Regions from separate parts of the Mus musculus genome. Here region 1 is linked to region 2. A link is a loop called in an ENCODE intact Hi-C map of the cell type or tissue named here. Cell type or tissue: gastrocnemius. All regions are shown on one strand.

The links. Hi-C counts contacts between places; a loop is a spot of excess contacts. Peaks named below come from ENCODE experiments on the same cell type or tissue, not always from the same donor. Only the 100,000 strongest peaks of a DNase experiment are listed, where the experiment ranks them.
Region 1: it touches region 2 in a loop (4-fold over the local background); 5 of 42 quality-filtered maps call a loop at or near these places.

Annotation. Positions count from the first base shown.
Region 1 is chr16:36,068,243-36,076,242 of GRCm38, forward strand. Fam162a (family with sequence similarity 162, member A) reads right to left here and starts at 3,319. Exons shown (of 5, transcript NM_027342.2): 1 at 3,228-3,319. The coding sequence starts at 3,261. It overlaps Ccdc58 (coiled-coil domain containing 58), which reads left to right and starts at 3,418. Exons shown (of 5, transcript NM_198645.2): 1 at 3,418-3,895. The coding sequence starts at 3,845. In gastrocnemius, a CTCF peak has its summit at 3,282; DNase peaks (open chromatin) are centred at 731, 3,391 and 3,809; H3K4me3 peaks cover 4,237 bases; H3K27ac peaks cover 4,502 bases.
Region 2 is chr16:37,006,082-37,014,081 of GRCm38, forward strand. It overlaps Polq (polymerase (DNA directed), theta), which reads left to right and starts at 5,705. Exons shown (of 30, transcript NM_029977.2): 1 at 5,705-5,978; 2 at 7,026-7,205. The coding sequence starts at 5,819. In gastrocnemius, CTCF peaks have their summits at 2,614 (motif pointing left), 4,471 (motif pointing left) and 5,570; DNase peaks (open chromatin) are centred at 4,411 and 5,641; H3K4me3 peaks cover 1,371 bases; H3K27ac peaks cover 3,034 bases.

The DNA of each region.
Region 1 (8,000 bases), 940 kb before region 2:
AATAGAAACTCACTGGCATTACCTGGAGCAATATGATAAGCAAAGTCAAAATTGTAGTAGTTATAATGGATGTGATCTCATTTAGGGTTCGTTAGCAAGAACAGATAAAAGAACAATGAAGGAGCAAACTGGAGCAGAACTAAAATCAGAGTGGGAGGCAGATATTGGTTATGTCCCAGCTTTGAACCTACGTGACCCTTAGCAAGCAAGTTCCCTTCCTATGCCGTATGTTTCCTCCTGCAGCCAGGGTGGCGGTGCACACTGACATCCCAGTGCTCAGAGGCTGAGGGTTCCAGGACAGCTGGGTAAGTAATGAGGCACTGGCAAGAAGCCAAAAGCAGTACTAAGTTCCTTCATCTGCATACATTAAGGGACTAGATGACTTCTCAAATACTGCTTGGCTTCAGTGCTCTGGGATATGGGTTAGACAGGGGAAGCCCATGGTTTCTGCACTGGTGACAGCCATGAAAAGGTCACTGTAAAAGCTGACAAGTCAATGGAGCACAGGGCAACAGAACTTCTTCAAGGTACGAAGAATACTATGTAAGTCTATTCATTCTTCTGACTCAATCACCCTACTGAAAGCTACAATGTCTTGGAGCCGAGGAGATGGATCAGTGGATAAGTCTGACTCCTCTACCCTTACGTAAGGAGCCAGGTGTGGCTCCTTAGTGCTGTAAGGAACAGCGCGGTGAGGGGTGGAGACCTGAGGATCTCTGGGTTTGCTGGCTGCCAGCCTAGTTCCAGGCTCAGTGAGGGAATAAAGTAGGGTGATGGAGCAGGAAACCCATGTCCTTCTTGGGCCTTCACCCGGGCACAAAATGTGTACACAGACTCCACATACAACACACATCTAAATAAAGATACAATATCTTAAAAGTTGTATCTATTTTATTCAGCTTTCAGGAGAAAAGAGATGTGAAAACTTACCTTATATTTGCTTAATCCAAGATATTTCCTAGAGTCCTTCCATCGAAACAATATGTACTAACAGATACTTGTAAGAGCTGAGAACTTAGTAACTCTATGGCAAAGCTAATCTTGATGCTAATGGAAGTCATGGCAGGGTGGGTGAGAAGCTAGTTAGCCTCGGAGTCTTAACAGTTGTGCTTCTTAAGAGAACCGGCACTGCTGGGATATGGACGTTAAGCCTCGGTCCCTCTTCCTAGTACATGATCATAAACGTCAGAACATGATTTCAGAAGCTCACAAGACCTCTCACCTGTAGCAATTCTGTAACAACTTTGACCTGCATCTATCTACAACTACATTCATGCAACAAGCAACTAAAGCCCATAAACCCTCTAGGCTGTTTGCGAAGGGAGTCCACCCAGGAGTTCCAAAGGAAGCGGTTACGCACAGCTCCACTGCTTAAATTGAGGACCTTATTCTGAATAGTATTCTGAATAAGAAAACAATGCCTAGATTACATTTCTAATTGAGCTGCCACACACTTGGTCAATGTTATTTATCAAATCGCAGTTGGTTCTTGAAAGTCCATTTGTGTATGAAAGTGTATGTCCACCTCACAAACACATCTGCATTTCACCTTAAGGAGCCCCAGCTGCACCGGGGAGGGTATCTGTGAGACCAGCCTGGTCCACATAGTGAGGTCCATGGCAGCCGGAGCTACATAGTGAATGTCCCAAAAGAAAACAAAAAAGCTCCATCTGGCTATAAGATGGTTAACTTACACATGCGCATATTCCAGCAGCAGCATCAACAGCAGCAAGGAACTCGGATAACACAAACTCACTGCCCTCCTTTGGTGCTGACTTTTATCACCAGGTGGTGCTACACAAGTTATTTAGCCCTGTGATTTATGTTTATTTATAAAGACAGGAGGGAATAAGATTCAAGGGGGGCGCTGTAGAAATCAGATAATGTAAATCAGAAAGCGCTTTTATTAATAAAATAGGTAAAAGTAAAAGAAATCACTGGAAGGTGCTCACAACACACCAGACACTCACAGATCACCTGGCAGTCGTTGCCCATAACATCCTTGGTGTGCTATTAAAACATTCCCCATCGGAAGTAAAATTGTTGTTAAATTGTGCAAGGAAGTCTGTCTTGGTTAGAGGCCCAGCAGAGAAGTTCCAAAACATCAGAAATCTTCCAAGACACTTTAGCTTTCCATGACGTGTGCTACAGTCTAGAAAAGTAACTACTGCCAGTGTTTAAGTGACTTTCACATAACTCACAGGTTGCTGATTCTTTTGCTTGCTCTTTTGAAAACTTTGTAATACTTAATAAACATGCACATCGAGATTTTAGATGATTAGATCTTAACTGATACAAATCAAAACCAGTAAAAGAATGAGTGCTTTTTCTCTTTCTCCGTTTTCTTTCTAGAGCAGAGTGGGTGTGAGTTTTTAAGGGTGTAAGCAATGCTGACCCATTGAAAGGTCTTTCAGTCGGTAAAATCTAACCTCTTCACCGGCTACTCTTTACGCAACTATTCTCCATGTACTATTTTTTTTTTTTTGCATTGCTTCAATTACATTTACAATATACATTACTCCAATAACAAAACGTGGAGCTATTCTTTCTCTAAAAATTTAACAACTCTGTAGTAATTTGATGCCATGGAACAAAGGATAGATCATGAAAGTTCATAAAGATGATCAAAAGGTAAGCTACCCTCTAAAGACCCTCAAGATACAAGCTGCAAACTCTCTGATTTCTCAACTTGATAATTCAAGGCTCTCTAGATTTCCCCGAGGCGGGATACGTTCACGTTACCAGACTCCAAAACACTCAACCGCTCCAATGTTTACTGAGAAAACAGGCTATAGACCTTACGTTATTAGCATAACACTTTCCCCTAAGAGAGTCCCGGCACTTACCGCACTATTGTTTAAAAGTATGTACTACCACCCACAACTTAAGGCAACAATTACTCGTATTCTGTGAGATCTTTGAGTCCCTCACCTAAAGAGGGAGGGACAAGTAGGAAGGCACAAGTAGAATAACGGATAGGAGAAAGTCAGGGTGGAAAGCATTACTTCCGTGGATAACTCTTAATAGGAGCTCACAGGAGGATGGGGACCAGGTGGAGGCATCAAGGCACTAACTTAAGATGGGAGCTGCGTGAATGAGCGCCAGATACCAGGGTCTCGGCCAGCCCCCCGCGTCTGCTAAGGCGCTGCGGTCCTCACACGGTTGCAGTAAGCAGGACACCCCCACCGGCGATGCCCCCTCCTGCCGCCCGCAGACCCGCGTCTCACCAGCCGCCAGGCGCAGGCCGCCGAGGCTCCACATGGCCACCCGCTCCGCCGACGCACAGCACCCCACGGCGGCCGCGGCGCTGGCGCTCAATGTCACCAAGGGCCCGCGTGGGGAGGGCGCTGGCGGGGTGGGCGGGGCGTGCCGGCGTGACGCAGCGGGCGTGCGGGACGTGCGCGACGAGCGGAGGATGCGGCCAAACGCCCTGCCTGCCCGGGCATGATGAAGGCGGAGGAGGGAGGGCGATGTCTGCCAACTGCGAAGCGCTGAGTAGTGTTTTAGGACTGTGCAAGCGAGTCACACACGCGGAGGGACTCGGGACCAGGGCCCTATGGCGTCCGGGCTTCGGGAATGCCCGAAGGAAGCCTGCTTTCCACTTAGCTATGTTTTTAAAAACATCTAGTCATTCTCACCGCTTGCCCACCCTCACCTCCCCAAACGCCGTTAGTTTCTCGACGCTTCTTCGAGGGGCTCATCCCTCATTAGCAACCCGATGCTCTAGGCTTAGCGAGAGGAAAGGCAACCGCCCGGGCTCACGGTATTTGCTGTCAGGCAGCACCGCGGACACCTCTGCTCCACGGTGATTGGTCGGCTGCGGGGGTCCTCGTGTTCGTTCAATATGGCGGCGCCCAGTGGCAGTGTGAACTGTGAAGAGTTCGCCGAGTTCCAGGTGATGAGGTTTTCCACACGTGGCAAGCTTGTCCAGCCTTTTGTCCCCACGTCCCAGTCGGTGCTTTGGTCCGGGAAGGGAGGATAGACAAACTGTAGGAAAAGCAAGTTGCTCAGAGCTTTTTATAGGGGAGCCTTTGGAGGTCATGGGGGCTGGGGGTGGCCTTGGAAAGCGGAGGTGCTCAGCGTAGGAGGTGCCGGAGGCTCACCGGGTCATTCTGGAGCGGTCAGGCCGAGCTCTGAAGCTGTGGGTAGGGATAGTTAATAGTTCAGTAGTTCTCCGAACTTCATTCCCAGCTTCTACCAAAACTCCCCTACTTCTAAGTTGAGATTTTGTGGGAGAGAAAAAGTGAAAGAGACCTTGTGTACTTGATAAAGTATTTGGCATAGTGCCTTTTTATGTGTGTGGTGCGATACAATGAATATTTGGAAGCTTGGGGGAGGGTTAAGTCAAATACTTGGTCTGTGCTATCGCCTTCTTGATCCCGAGAGAAGGTGTAACACTTAAGTCAAATATGTGTCTTTTTTGGTACTAAAAATTTCAAAGGTTGAATAGTTAACCAAGAATTCAAGAATAACGATCCGGATGTTGATCAATTCACAATGATGGTTCTGCTATTAAATTAGAGTTGAAGCTAAACAAAAAAACAAAAAAACAAAAAAACATGACCTTTAAAAGTGTATTTTAAGTAGAGATAGTAAAATTTGTTAAACATGTCATTTCCCTATCTGTAGTAACCGTAATACTTTGAGTAGCTTGTAGGTAGTGGTATTCTTGAAGATAACCTCACCAAATTGATTTATTTGGTAAATAATTAGGCCAAAAGTATTTTTTTAACATTTATTTTTATGGGCATCGGTGTTTTGTGGGCATGTATTTCTGTGCACCACATCTGTGCATTAGCTGCAGAGGCCAAAAGAGGGCATTGTATCTCTTAGGACTGAAGTTACAAACTTTTGCAAGTTGCCATATGGGTGCTAGGAATTGAACCTGAGTCCTCTGCAAGAACAGACAGATACTCTTATCCACTGAACCATCATCTCTCCAGCCCCTTGGCCAAAAGACCTAATGAATCTGTGAGTTTAAAAAAAAAAAAAATCAAAAGATTTGTTTACCCAGAACCAGTCTTAGCATATGTTTTAATTTTGTAAATAGGCATTAATTTTTGTTCCCACTCCTTCACAGATAGAACCAGAACATACATGAAGGTACTGTAACAATGTAAAACATTACTATGGCATTTACATTTAGATGAATTTGGTAAAATTATGAAAAACATGGTTGACTGGAATTCTCACAAATTACTAAACAAAATTAATATTCTCAAGAGTTGTTAGATCACTTTGTATGTAGGTATCCTAACCAAGAAAACCAAACAAACCAACCAACCAACCAAACAAACAAACAAAAAAAAGGGTTTTTAAAGTCACTTGAAACAAATGAGTGCTTTTAAATATGCTGCATGCAAATTGAATGAAGTTCCGGACTTGTTTACTATTTGGAGGGTTATATTTTGCATATGATGCAGGGCACAGGTATTTACAAATGCTCCTCCTAGTTTCATGGACATATTCTTAAGGCAGACTTATGTCAACATCAAAATTGATCCTTTTATTTTCAAAAGTTTTCTCATGGGCTTTCCTATGCAATCCCTGTCACTTTCTGTCAAGTTCCAACTATTAGTAATTCTTAATGTTGTTTTCACACAACTATGTATTTTAAGCTTAAAAGGTTTTTAAAGAGTTTTGAACTTTTTGCATTCCCCTTCATTGTAGCATTCCCAGAAAACATCCTATTTCCAAAGCTAAATAGAATTTTTTAAAAAGTTTAAAATTGGATGCTTCAAATCTCATTTTAACATATAATCAACAATTTACTGGGTACATTTTTTATTTTTTGGTTTTTTGAGACAGGCTTTCTCTGTGTAGCCCTGGCTGTCCTGGAATACTCTCACTCTGTAGACCAGGCTGGCCTTGAACTCAGAAATTCTCCTGCCTCTGCCTCCCAAGTGCTGGGACTAAAGGCATATGCCACCACGCCCAGCTATTGGGTACATTTTTAGCCTGTTCATGCAGCCGTAACTAAATACTACAGTCCTAAGTGACTTAAACAGCAGAAATGTGGTTTCTTAAAGTCCTGGAAGCCAGAATTCCAAGATTAGGGTTGTGTTGGGGTTGGCTTCTGGTGAGGTCTTTTCCTGGCATGCAGGCTGTTTTCTCACTGTGTGTTCACACCTTTCCTCTGCAGTTGGAGCAATGTCACTCATATCTCTTCCTCTTCCAATGAGGACCCCAGTTGTGGCAGATTAGGGTTCCTGCCCTGCTGACCTCCATTTGTGTATCTGTTTGTGTATGTATGTATTTGACAAGATCTCACTATGTTGTGGAGGCTGGCCCCGGTAACCCTGGTTCAAGAAGTCCTGCCACTGCCTCTCAAGTAGCTGAAACTGTATTTTGGGTGCCTGGTTGTGACCTCCATTTAACTTTCATTCCCAAAAGCCTTGCCTACAAGGACTTGGGACTTTCCCATGCACTTCAGGGTGAACAGTTTGGTCACTACCAGTATCCTCCAGCTCCCAGGCTCTGGGAGATACTATGGTGGACAGGGTATGAGATGCGGAGCTTTAAGTGAGGATTTAAACATGAAGACGAACGACTCTGGAGCTAGTGTGGGAGAGCTCAAAAAGAAAGAAAATGAGGTCATAATTGAGTTGAGCCTTAGATAATACCAGTTGAATTCTAGGCAGAGTTAATTGCACACAGGCAAAATGTTTCCTGTACAGTCATGCATTGCTTAATAATGGGGATATATTCTGAGAAATGTCTTACAAGTGATTTTATGTTGTGCAAATATGAACAGTAATTAAACCTTATCTAGGTTTAAGCCAATCCCTGTCATGGCCTCATGATGCAATTGGGATGCAGTAAACAGGAGATCTATGAAGCTGCTCTAAGTAGAAGGAAAATATGCTAAAGTAATGATGGAAGGAATAGCATGATAAATACATAAACCAGTAACCGTCATTTATTACCATTGTCAGGTACACTCTGTACATGGTGATATCTGATACACTTCTGACTGTAAGCACAGTGTATTTTTTTATTACCAGCATTACAAAAACTTGAAAATTTTGACTCTTAGGGAAACACAGTCAAGGGCTGGTCAAGAAAAACACGTGCTGGGCATGGTAGCTCACAACTTTAATCTCAGCACTTAGGAGTCAAGGGCATGTGGGACTTGTGATTTTTGCAGCTTTAGGGTAAGTCTCATTAGTCACTTTTGTGTCCTCTTTTGAATTTAGAATCTAAGCTCTAAGGACTTGGCATGGCATGTGGGTATCCCTAGGCCGGGCAGTGGTGGTACATGCCTTTAACTGGGAGGCAGAGGCAGCTGTATCTCTGTGAATTCGAGGGCAGTCTGCTCTACATTGTAAGTTCTAGCGCAGCCAAGTTTATACACAGAGAAACCTGTCTTGGAAAACACAACCAAAATCTTAAAATGCCTAGACGAAGTCTTCCAAAAGCTTCTCTCCCAGCCCTGTCCATATCTAGCATGTATTTGAACTCTCTGCCCTGTTACTCCTAACTTTCCTCAGCACAAGCTCCTGTTTCCCATGCTTCCTCCCTGCGTCCGTCACTCACTTAGAAGTACCTTTCCCTTCTCCCCAGCTGAGACCCAGGTCATGTTTCTCTTGGACAGAATCAACTCACTATTTCTTTCCAGAGTGGGTTTCTGAATTTCTATTAGAAATATTTATTTGGGTGTACACAATTGATTTTGAGCTGACTTTACACTACCCAGCCTTTGTCCTAGGCCCTTCTGGAATTGACATAAGGGCTCGATGCTTCTTCCACTGTAAGGAAATGGGCCTGGTGAGAGATTTAGCCTTTTTTTTTGTAATCTACCTATGAAATTTAACAATAACTTATAATTCTCAACAATCCTGGAACAAGTGTGCATCAGTAGTTACTATCACTGTGTTTGTAAACATTTCTTTTAAAATTGTATTATTGTGTGGATGTGTGCATGGTGGGAGAGTAGAGGACACACATGTGGACTTATGTCTGGCCAGAGGACAATTTGAGGAGCTCATCCTGTCCTTCCA
Region 2 (8,000 bases):
ACATAAAGAATTAAAGGACAAGAAGTTTGTAGCCCACCACATACACAGTTTATCTCAGCAGAGATAGCGAAGAAACATATACAATATGAAAAGCCAGAGTGAGCCTCCTGTATAATATAGGATATGGGGGCCAAAGAAGGAACATTGTCTCCTTCGGGGAAGTCTGGGTTATTGTCTTAGGGTTTTACTGCTGTGAACAGACACCATGGCCAAGGCAACTGTTATAAGGACAATATTTAATTGGGGCTGGGTTACAGGTTCAGAAGTTCAGTCCATTATCATCAAGGTGGGAACATGGTAGCATCCAGGCAGGCATGGTGCAGAAAGAGCTGAGAGTTCTACATCTTCATCTGAAGGCTGCTAGCAGAATACTGACTTCCAGGCAGCTAGGATGAGTCTTAAAGCCCACACCCACAGTGACACATCTACTCCAACAGGGCAATACATCCCAACAGTGCCACTCTCTGGGTCAAGCATATATAAACCATCACATTACACTCCCTGACCCCCATAGGTTGTTCAAATACATGAGTCTGGGGGGGGGCATTTCTAGCCATAGCATAATTTAAAAAGTACTTTTAGTCCAACTTCCAAAGTCCCCATGGTCTATAGGAGTATCAACAATGTCAAAAGTCCAAAGTTCAAAGTTTCTTTTGAGATTCATCCAACCACTTAACTGTAATCCCCAAAGCAAGACAGAAAACCAGCTGGTCAAACTCCAAACTCTGCATCTCCGTGTCTGATGCCAAAGAGGTCTTCAGATCTCCAACTCCTTTTACATTTTTGTTACTGCAACATATTTATTTCTCCTGGGCTGTTTGTATTCTGTTAGAAGCTTTTCTCAGCAGATAGATCACGGTTTTGGTTTCTCCAACATCTTGGGGTCTCCAAGGCAACTTCTATGTTACAGCTTTTTGTTTCAATGTCTGGGATCCACACATGATCTCTGGTCTCCTCCAAAAGAGCTGGCATCACTTCTGCAGCTCTGCCCTCTGTATCACTCTAAGCTCATGCTGATCCACTCCACTGTTGCTACTATTCTTGGTGATCATCCATGGTACTGACATCTCTAATATGCTGGGGTCTTCTGCTGCAACTAGGCTTCACCAATAGCCTCTCAAAGACTCTCTTCGTGGTGATAAGCCTCAAATCCTTGCACGACCACTTCAGTCTTGGGCCACCAACTGCAACTGAGGCTGCACCTTCACCAATGGCCCTCCACAGCCTTTCACAGTGCCAAGCCTCAGCTGCTCTTCATGACCCCTTTACACCTTCAACACCAGTCCCACCTGGGTGGCTCTTACACATTACCACATACAGCTTCAGCATGAGGTACATTTTTGGGATTTCTGGAACACAGCTTCTTTGTGCTCTCACAAAACACTTCCCAGAAGATTTCACCTTGATGACGCTAGACACTTCTTAATCAACACTAATTTCTTAGCTCCAGCTAACCAGCATCAATTGTCCCTTCTGCTTTACACACTAAAGCCAGAGCCACATGGCTGAAGCTGCTGAGTTCTGCTGCTTGCAGGGGCTGGAACATGGCCCCCTTGTTCTATTACATTTTCATCAGCTTTCTGTTTTCCAACTCCTTCACTGCCTATGCTTGGCTGTCCTGGTTCTTGCTCTGTAGACTAACTTTGAATTCTGAGATCTGCCTGCCAGTCTCCTGGGATTAAAGGTATGTACCACCATACCTGCATTTAAGCTTCTCTTCACCTAGAACTTGCTCTGTGCCAGGCTGGCCTTGAATTTAGAGATCTGCTTGGCTTTATATCCTGGGATTAAAGGTGTGCACCACCATGCCTGAATCTAAACTTAGCTGGGTAGGATCTTGCCCCAAAGTCTCACTCCCTTAATCTGCTATCTCCTAAAACATGGGATTCAGCTCCATTTCACTTCCTGGTGCCCCTTTAAAACTCAAACCATATAGTCTATATTTTTCCTTTCTAAGCTTGCTATCCTTGTTCAAAATGCTCTTCCTGTGACTTAATCAGAGAACAAAGTCTCTGATGGAGTTTTTTGAGACTTCCTTTGTCAACAAAGTTAATATACATTTCTTCACCTTAGCCTCAGGTAGACTCTTCAGACGAGGACAAAAGGCAGCCACATTCTTCTTCAAAATACCACAAAAAGTCTTCTGGCCAGGTTTTAAAATTTTTCTCCTCTTGAACCTCTAGAACCAGGCTTCCACAGTTCAAATTACCTTCTGCAACAAAATCTTCCATATTCCTATAGGATGGCTCATCAAACCCGAAGGGGGGGGGGGAGAGAGAGAGACAGAGAGAGAGAGAGAGAGAGAGAGAGAGAGAGAGAGAGAGAGAGAGAGAGAGATTTGCTATGACTCAGAGGCAGAGGGTGGGTTTATGAGCTTCAGAAGAAAAATCATCCAAAATGTAGGTGGAAGGGGAAAGTGGGCCTATTGGGTGAACTGCCCAGAAGGTAAGGGCACAGCAAAGATAAAACATAGAATTAGAAGGTGTTAAGCTGGGCTGGAGAGATGGCTCAGTGGTTAACAGCACTGACTGCTCTTCCGAAGGTCCTAAGTTCAAATCCCAGCAAGCACATGGTGGATCACAACCACCAGTAATGAGATCTGATGCCCTCTTCTGGAGTGTCTGAAGACAGCTACAGTGTACTTACATATAATAAATAAATTTAAAAAGAAAAAGGTGTTAAGCTAGGAGTATCAGAAGGTCAGAAAGAAATATATGCTAGCCACAGGGAGGATTAGAAGTGCCCAGCCATTGAGCTAGCTAAGGCATATAAAAATTAACTGGTGTGTGTGTGTGTTTCATTCAAGAATCCAGCAGCCAGAATAGAGCAGTTTAACTAATTTAATGCTCTACAGGAAAGGGAGTTGGACAAGAGTCTGGGAGTAAACTTTTAAAATTAGAAGTCAGTTTGCACTCATTTCTGGATGTTCTCTAAGCCTTGATGGGGTTGGTCTAGCCTCTCTCTTGATATATACCTACTTAAGAATAAACTTCTTTCCCCTTCCACCTACATTTCAGATAATTTTCCCTCTGTAGCTCCTAAACACAATCCCTTAAGAATCATCTTCTGCCTTTCCTCATAGTCAAGCAGTACATGAAAAGGCAATTAAAACATGTTATCGAAGCCAGGAATTCAGTTACTTTTCACCTATCAGTTTCCACCTTATTTTATGAGACAAGCTCTCTCATTGAGGCTATTTAAACAAGCCCCAGGAATCCTCCCATCTCTAGCTCCCTAGTGATGGGATTAAAGGTGGTTGCTGCTGTCTGGCTTATTGCGTGGGTGCTAGTGGGGAACTTAAGTCTTCTCTTTTACTGAGTTCAGTCACTGCTGCCTGTCGGAAAATTGACTGATCTTGTTGTTTTGATCATGTGACCACAGCTGTGGTGAGTTCACGGAGTGCAACAGCTATGTCACGTCCAGAAGACAGCATCTCACAGCACTGCCCCCATCCTCCTTACATTCTTTAGGCCCCTCTTCCCAAGTGTTCTCTGAGCCTTGGAAGGGTTTATATCGATACCCCTCTTAGGATTGAACATTCAACAGTCATCTGTTCCCAGCGCTCTGACCAATTATGAGTCTCGGCATTAGCTACAGAAAGATGTTTCTCTGCCAAAGTTGAGAATAAGATTAGTCTATGGGTCTAAGGATACATTTTTGATGGCAAAGTAACATGCCCATTTAGCAATTCAACACCAGTCGATTGCTTATTGGGGCCTACAACCTCCCGAAGTGTGGGTTTATGGCCAGGTATATGGTAGTGATATTTTTGAGAAGTAGCTTTGGGTTTAGTTTTGAAGACTTAAAAAATACTGGGAATAAATATTGAAGATTTGAATGCGTAGTTTAGGCTTGTGGCAGGACACAGACCATCCCTTTCAATGCTTCCCCAGTGGACTTTCTTATCTCCTCATGGTTCACATAATAAAGTAAGTTAGTATTCGATGGGCTAATCGTAAGAGACTTCTCTGGCTTATTCTTTCTTCATTACAGTCTTGAATTATTATTAGGGCTTGTTAAAATATGTAATGTAATTTTCTCTGAACAGAACTTATGTGGCAGCCCTGGTCTCAGCATTCTGTATACTCATCCACAGATAATAGACTCCTACTCTTCTCATATGATGTGGGAATACTGAGGGGTTATGCAAGATGCCCAAGATAGCACAGTCAATACATTCTAAACCCAGACCCAGACTGTGTAGGTCTACAGCTGGACTTTTAGTTTCCACTGAGACTATAAGTCAGGATTCCTTTGATAGTCCTCTGTTCCTAGGAATTTCTCCCTGAGCAGTAGTCACAATTTAAATTAATAATTAATTTAGTCAATGTTTGTACCAGTATCTTTCAGAGCAGGAAGCGTTCCACCCTGCATCACTGACACTGAGACTAGTGTACTGTTGATGCCCAATAATTTCCTAGTGAATAAATGCATAAAGGAAGGAAGCGTTTCTTTCATGGAGTAATGCCTCCCTCTGGTGGGATTTTAGAATATTGTTTAACCACTTCCTAAATTCACTCCCCACATCCTTCCCCCAAACCAATGGCCATAATTTCTTCAGGATAGGCTTGTCACCCACTTGTTGGCTTGGTGAGATGAACTGTGGAACTAGGCAAGTACCAGGCACCGATTTACGTCCAGAAGTTGGTCAAAGCACATCTATAACTAACTTCCTTGTTCAGAATGACCCCTCATGTGCTTTCAGAGCCTCCTCTTTCAACACCAAAGGGATCTATCCAGAATCTCCAGTTCTGATCATACAATCCTCAGGATATAACCGCAGAAATAATCCCTTCCCTATCAACTGCCAACACAGAAGTGCAGTTCTCAACTCAGAGGGAATAAGAAAATTTATTCTGGAACAAATATGAGTTACTATGGCCCCAGGGACAAATTTAAATTGTTCTATATACTGTTTTGTGGTAGCAGTTTTACAGAGTTTTTATATTTCCGAGCAAAGAGAGCTATAACTGAAGACGTTTAAAGATACATTGATGTTAATGGAAACTTCAGGTAGGTTAGATCCAGCAAATCAAGAGAAACTTCTGCTGTAAGGCTCAGATGCATATAACATGCTTAGCTTTTGGGTTGGTGGAAGCTACATTCCCAAATTCGTACATTCCCAAACGACTTACTTAATAGTCACAAGAACATGACAGAGTTGTGTGACCAAACAAGTGGCTATTTAAGGGGCCGAGATAACCCAAAATAATTGACACTGAACCAGTCTACAGCCTGGAATGTTTAACCCGGGCGTGTCCTCTACTCCACCCCCATCTGTTATTTTAATTCACGTATTTGACAAGAGGAAAACCGCACAAATTACGCTCTACCAAAAAACCCTACTTTTTTTTTTTTTTTTACACAATCTGAAGAAACAAAAAAGAAACAAACACAATACAATAGTAAAGAAGAGATACTTTCCTAATCTATTCACATAAGGGCAACTCATTAGCTTCCGATTCAAACCAGAAATAAGTAAAAACAGGAGGAATGTTTTTAGAACAATCTACGAATGCAGTCAGATGCTCCGTTCCTTTTAATGTCTCCAGCACTCTATCCCCTTTTCTATCCCCAGCCGCCAGCGGAGGCCGGAAGCCAGATATCAGCGCGGGCTGTTCCGTCCCTCACCACTCTATGGTAGTCGGGTTATTCTAGCCAGGAGAACTCTGTGGTTCCGGGGCGTGCTGGGAGGCCTGCATTTGAAGATGGAGGCGGGAAGATGGAGGCGGTAGCTGTCACTAGGTTGGGGTTCTCCCGCGCGGGAGGCCTATGGGACTGTGTCGTGTCCTGAACAGTCGAGAGGAGCTTGTTTGCAATGAGTCTTCCGCGCCGGAGTAGGAAACGGCGGCGTTCATCGTCCGGCTCCGACACGTTCTCGGGAGATGGTGATAGCTTTGTTAGCCCTCAGCTCCGGTGTGGACCGGTGCTGAGTCCACCTCCGGGGCTGGGACGCGGCCGGAGGCTCACAGGGACAGGTACTCGACCCGCGGGGCCGACGCGGCCGAGGGCAGCAGGGGTTGAGATGGGCTGCGAGAGTATCAGGGCCATGCACTCCCGCACCGGAGCTGGATAGCTGGAGGCAGGGCTGCTATCCAGTACCCGGCCTGGGACTCAACCCTGGGGATGGCTTCCCTCTTGGCCAGCATGCACAGCTGATGGTGTTTTAGTCCACCACTGCCCCAGTAGATATGGGCGTTCTTTGGTTTTTGGGTCTTTACACCTTCCCAGAAACAACTTCCAAGTTGGCCAGATCCTGTCACCATGTCGAGGGTTTGCTTAGGATAAATGTCCAGTGGTACAACTTCATATATATAAGTACCAAATTTCTGGGTGTGGTGTAGGATGCAGGCTCTTTGGACTGCAAAGAGCAAAGCTGGAAGGCACATGTTGTCTTAGAACCTTAACCCAGTTCTTGTTTGCTTTTTTGAGATAAGGGCTTGCTCTAGGTCAGGCTGGGTGCTGTCTCGATCTCGGACCAAGGGTGTTTATCCGTAAATGTTGGGATTATAGGCCTACACCAGTGCATTTCATAATTCTTTGCCCTTGGTTATGCAGATACCTCAGTACTAAATCGTAAAGAGAAACTCATCTAACAGCTTTGTAATGCTTAATCACCCTTCTACCTCCACATCTGTACAAACTTTTTATTCAGTGTGTATAGCACACTTTTTGGTTTTTTCGAGACAGGGTTTCTCAGTATAGCCTGGCTGTCCTGGAACTCAACTTTGTAGACCAGGCTGGCCTTGAACTCAGAAATCCATCTGCCTCTGCCTCCCAAGTGCTAGGATTAAAGGCTTGTGCCACCACCGCCCAGCTATAGCACACTTTTGTTTGTGGCTCTTAAGAGTTTTCAAATTTTCATCTAGTAAATAAAAAATTGCTAGCATTTTTCTGTATAGGATCAGTTTCTTAATAGGTCTCTAGAAGTGAAGATGTGTTTTAAGTTTGGTAGGAATTCAAACAGGTTTAACTACTAAACTTGTATGTTGGAGGTAATTAAATTGTTTTTGTTTTTCTGAAAGGAACAAACAAGCGAAGAGTTTCTGATGACCAGATAGACCAGCTGCTGTTGGCAAATTGGGGACTTCCTAAAGCAGTTCTGGAGAAATACCATAGTTTTGGTGTAAGAAAGATGTTCGAATGGCAGGCAGAATGCCTTTTGCTTGGTCACGTCTTGGAAGGAAAGAATCTAGTTTATTCAGGTATTCAAATTTATGTAAACTCCTTTCACTAAAATTATCAGTGTGAACAATTCTCTTTTGGGTTGGTTACATTTTTTAAACAGGAGGAATGTCATCATTTGCATCCTGACATCATGAAAGTTCTGTTGTGTGGTAGAGGAGGGAAACAAGGACATTTGCAACGTATGTAGGAAAAATTCTGCTTGTTTAATTTAACGTATGTCTCAGTGAGTCTGAGTCTGTAATGCTTAACGTATGTCTGAGTGAGTCTGTAAGAGATGCCAGCCTGCTCTTTCCTCATTTGATCTCAGTTGCTTTTAACTTTTGTATTCATAACTGAGGTGATTGTGCAGGGTCATACTTACAAAACAATATGTCGTATACTTTATAAGGTTTACATGGGTTTTCAAGAGCAACTCTGATATGAACAATTTTTAACCTATGTTTACTGAAGTGACTTAAGGATCAAATATAAGATACAGTTCCTTTGTGCCAGTTTCCTCTGAAGTTCTGAGCCATTCAGATGTTTTTTATAAGGCTATGAAAAAGAACCACAGTAACAACTAGGTAGATATAAGTTCAGAATGATTGGGTTTGGGAACTCTATCATTTACTGGCTGCTTGGATTTGTAAATTGGAGGGAGAGTGGAGGAGGGGGATGCTAACTGACTTGGTACTGCTGAGGGTTAATTATAAAAGCTTTGAACAGTTTGGTATACACAATTCCTAAGTGTTTAAAGTGTGGCATTAAGCAGCAGCGTCAGCCGGTTGCTGACTGGAGGAATGGGCTAGGCATTTCAGTTTCTTAACTCACAA